2 separate regions of the Homo sapiens genome follow, and region 2 is linked to region 1. Evidence: chromatin loops called from intact Hi-C (ENCODE). Cell type or tissue: Caco-2. All regions are shown on one strand.

The links. A loop is a pair of places that touch in the nucleus more often than their neighbours do. Peaks named below come from ENCODE experiments on the same cell type or tissue, not always from the same donor. Only the 100,000 strongest peaks of a DNase experiment are listed, where the experiment ranks them.
Region 2: a loop joins it to region 1, with 8 times the contacts of the local background. A loop is called at or near these places in 2 of 110 quality-filtered maps.

What each region holds. Positions count from the first base shown.
Region 1 is chr7:112,664,760-112,667,259 of GRCh38, reverse strand. The region is part of intron 5 of LOC101928012 (a long non-coding RNA gene); the gene reads right to left. Among named protein-coding and RNA genes, the nearest start is that of LINC03076, 48 kb to the right of the region's middle. In Caco-2, no CTCF peak of the experiment used is centred here; a DNase peak (open chromatin) is centred at 1,349.
Region 2 is chr7:112,549,114-112,551,613 of GRCh38, reverse strand. No RefSeq gene overlaps it. Among named protein-coding and RNA genes, the nearest start is that of LINC03076, 68 kb to the left of the region's middle. In Caco-2, a CTCF peak has its summit at 977 (motif pointing left); no DNase peak of the experiment used is centred here.

The DNA of each region.
Region 1 (2,500 bases):
TTTGAGACAGTCTCACTCTTTTCACCCAGGCTAGAGTGCAATGGCACAATCTCGGCTCAGTGCAACCTCTGCCTCCCAGTTTCAAGTGATTCTCCTGCCTCAGCCTCCCAAGCAGCTGGGATTACAGGCAACAGCCACCACACCCAGCTAATTTTGTATTTTTAGAACAGACGGGGTTTCGCCATGTTGGTCAGGCTGGTCTCAAACTTCCAACCTCAGGTGATCCATCCACCTTGGCCTCCCAAAGTGCTGGGATTACAGGTGTGGGCCACCACATCTGGCCACCTTTCTTAAATATTGCTTTTCAGCACTTTTAAATTTCTCCAAAAGTTTTCAGTATTTTCTGATGCATCAAACCCAAACCTCTCTGCTTAGTTTTCAACACACTCCAAATCAGGCCTTATGTAAATTTGAAAACTTTTCCACCATCCTCCACCCAATAAGAACCTAGACCAATCAATGTCATTCACATTTCTGTAATTTCTTTACTCAAGTCCTTTCAAATGACAAACATTGAACCCATTCAAGACTCAGTTCAGGGAATCTACTCTAATTATCATTAACTTCTTTAAGAGTATCAGAACTACTTTGAAAACCTAATTTACAAGGGTAAGTGGAACCAGAATATTTATCTTCATATCTACATATATGATATGGTTTGGCTCTGGGTCCCCACCCAAATCTCATCTCGTAGCTCCCATAATTCCCACATGTTGTGGAGGGACCCAGTGGGAGATGACTGAATCATGGGAGTGGGTCTTTCCTGTGCTGTTCTCATGATAGTGAAGGAGTCTCACAAGATCTGATGGTTTTAAAAATGGGAATTTCCCTGCACAAGCCCTTTCTGCCTGCTGCCATCCACGTAAGATGTGACTTGTTCCTCCTTACCTTCCACCATGATTGAGGCCTCCCCAGCCATGTGGAACTATGAGTCCAATTAAATCTCTTTCTTTTGTAAATTGCCCAGTTTCAGGTATGTCTCTATCAGCAGTGTGAAAATGGACTAATTCTATATACTTTCATTTCATCTGTTAAATTCTCATGAAAGTATTGCTAATCGGGAAATGTAAAACAGATGTTGTAGGAAAAAAAATTGTAGAATGGATTCCATCTTGAGTAATTGTGAAGCTTATTTCCTTTCAAACTTTTGTCTTTTAGTTAATGTCTCATGTTTTATTTTCTGTTTGGTGACAAACACATCAGAATTCAGATAAAAATCCATCTGCATGGGAAAAAACAAGGACTATGATTTTCTCCAAACATATATCTCTTAACTGAGATATACTGTCTTTCCTGCAAGAAGTTCAAAGGCTTTCCCCTGTGTGAAATCTGCTGCTCCCCAGTGGCAGTCTTCAGGGAAGCTGGGCTTGCAGTCCTCCCATTCCAAAGCAATTCACTCTTGAGCACACTCAGGAGTTCTGCAATCCAATTAAGTGGAAAGTCACAAAGCACACTGATGACAGGCAGAACTCTACCTCCTGTTGTTTCTAAAAATGCTATTTCTACTTTATTTTTCCTGAATCTTGGAAGATATGTTATAATTTCTGGTTAAAGTAAAAACTGTTTTGAGTCTTTGACTTTATGTGGAACTTAAAGATCCTCCACTTTTATGGGTTAATGCTCCTACAAGCCTTGTTTGGCTTGTTCTCTAACTCTCACAATGTTCAAATGTGATTTATAAAAGGAAAATTAATAAACATCTAGAAGACAATAAAAGAAATATTCTCATGCCTTCAGGATGAGAAACAAATTTCTGCAACAGGACACAGAAAAAGTACCAACAATTAAAAAAAAACTGATGAATTTGACTTTTTTAAAATCTAAAACTTATGTTCCTCAAATGACACAGTTAAGACAGTTAAAACACACACACACACACACACACACACACACAAACAGCCACAGACTGGGAGGAGATATTTTACATATATAAGAACAAATTAATAAGAAAAAATAATCTGTTTTTAAAATAATGAGCAAAAGCCTTGAACCAGCACTGCACAAAATAGAAAATCCAAATAAACATCAGCTTTGTGAAAAGTAATGAATTTCATTAGTAATCAAGGAAGTGCAAATAAAGATGCAATATCAGTATCGCCTATTTAGCTAAAATTCAAAACTTGAAATACTATATTTGAAGAATTAGATCACTAGACTACATCACTGATGGAAGCATAAATCGTTACCACCATTTGGAGAAACTTGTTGGTGTTATCTACAAAAGTCAAGAATATTCATCCTATGATAAAATAATCCACTCGTGAATATACAACTTAATAGAAATATGTGCACAAAAGTGTTCATAGAAGCATCATTATTCATAAGAGCCCAAACCTAGCTATAAACACAAATATCCATCAGCAGTAAAACAGATAAATTATGGTATGTTCTATAGTGGAATACACTACAAAAACTAAAACAAATAGCTACACCTAACAACATAGAAGAATTTCAAAAATATTGGGTAGAGCAAAGCCAACACACACACACATACAGAAGT
Region 2 (2,500 bases), 120 kb after region 1:
CTCCTCACTTCCTAGATGTGATGGCGGCCGGGAAGAGGCGCTCCTCACTTCCTAGATGGGATGGCGGCCGGGCAGAGACGCTCCTCACTTTCCAGACTGGGCAGCCAGGCAGAGGGGCTCCTCACATCCCAGACAATGGGCGGCCAGGCAGAGATGCTCCTCACTTCCCAGACGGGGTGGCGGCCGGGCAGAAGCTGCAATCTCGGCATTTTGGGAGGCCAAGGCAGGCGGCTGGGAGGTGGAGGTTGTAGCGAGCCGAGATCACGCCACTGCATTCCAGCCTGGGCACCATTGAGCACTGAGTGAACGAGACTCCGTCTGCAATCCCGGCACCTCGGGAGGCCGAGGCTGGCGGATCACTAGCGGTTAGGAGCTGGAGACCGACCCGGCCAACACAGCGAAACCCCGTCTCCACCAAAAATATACGAAAACCAGTCAGGCCTGGCGGCGCGTGCCTGCAATCGCAGGCACTGGGCAGGAGTGAGGAGAATCAGGCAGGGAGGCTGCAGTGAGCCGAGATGGCAGCAGTACAGTCCAGCTTCCGCTCAGCATCAGAGGGAGACCAATTGTGCAGTTTCAGTGATGAAAATTACTAAAACCCTAGATGAGACTGTTTAATCAAAGAATAATAGCACTTTGCTAAATTCTTATTGAAGTTTAATTTACATACAAAATTCTCTCATTCTAAGCAAACAATTTGATAGGTTTTGACAAATGTATACAGCCATGTACCCCATCAACACAATAGATATAGAGCAGAGGTTAATAGAACTTTTGGTAATGATGGAAATATTCTGTATCTGGCTTGTCCAATGTGGTAGCCGTGAACTACATTGGCTATAGAACACTTGAAATGTGGCTTGGGGAATTAGGGTGCTGAATTGTTAACTATCTCATTTTAACAGCACATAGCATTTTCTTCACTCCCAAAAGTTCCTGTTGCTATCATCTTGCAGTGTTACTCTAGTGCCCTCTACTGACAAAGCCTAGCATTCCACTAGCTGGCAAATAAATATTTATAGGATGCAACCTCACTATTACAAAGCAGGGACTAGAAGGGTAGATTTCAATCGATGACTGGTCCAATAGGTGTGCTTAATTTTGATGAATTTCAGTTTATCCATTTTCTTTGTCCTTTTTGTCTTACCTTAGAAATCTTTGACTAAATAGTTTCTCTTAGATTTTCTTTTAGAAGTTTCGTAGTTTAGCTCTTACATTTAGACCTATCATTCAACTTGTGTTAACATTTTTATATGGTGGCCAGGTATGGTGGTTCATGCCTGTCATCCCAGCATTTTGGGAAGCAAGGTGAGAGGATCACTTGTGGCCAGGAGTTCAGGGCCAGCCTGGGCAACATAGGGAGACCCCATCTCTACAAAAAATACAAAAGTTAGCCAGGCATGGTGGCATACCCCTGTGGTCCTAGTTACTCAGGAGGTTGAAGCGGGAGGATCACTTGAGCCCAAGAGTTCAAGGCTGCAGTGAGCTTGATTGTGCTACTGCACTCCAGCCTGGGTGACAGAGTGAGACCCTATCTCTAAAAAAAAAAAAAAAAAAAAAAAAATTACATGGCGTGAGGTAATGATATTTTTACATATGGATATCTAATAGCTTCAGCATTTGCTGAAACACATTTGTCAACAATCACTTGACCGTTTACATACCGGTCTATTTCTGAACTCTCTGGTTTATATGTCTATCCTTACACCAATGAAACTATTTGGATTATAGCAACTTTATAGTAAATCTTGAAATCAGTTACTGTGAGTCTAACTTTATTCTTTTTCAAAATTATTTTGGCTCTTCTGGGTAGTGTGCACTTCAATATAAATTTTAGAATCAGCTTGTTAATTTCCATTAAGGAAAATGCCTCCTGGGATATGCGAGATTTTATTAAATCTATAAATGAGGTTAACTGACATTTTAATTCTATTGCATCTTCCAATTCATAAATTCAGTATATCTTTCCATTTATTGTAATTTTATAAAATGTATCTAAGCAATGTTTTGTAGTTTTCCTCAGTTGTTATTCTGGGGATTAGACAAACTCACAATTCTTACCCCTTCTGGTTCAGAGATTAAACTTTTGTCTGTCTTTCAGCTGCTTTTCAATACTTTCTAATATCTTTAAATAGTTTTTTAATTATTTAACAAGTTTTTATAATTATCTGCTTGGAATTTGTGGGATCACTTCACTCCTCCAAAAGCAAACTCCTTAAATATGTTGATAATAATCAAGTCTAAAGCAAAGATTAGAGCTCTTCTTGGCTCTAAATTCTATCAACTTTCTAGTCACATCTGGTGCTTGCATTATGATATCTTCATTTTAGTCAGCTAAAGCCTGAAATAGGAAGAACAAAATAGACAAAGCAAGCTCGTTTTCTATCAAGCTTCTTATATTTGTGAATTACACAGATTAGAACAGATTTACCAATCAGAAAACCCAAAGATGTGGTCATTCTCTCAAAATATTATATTATAAAGCACGTAAAAATCCTCA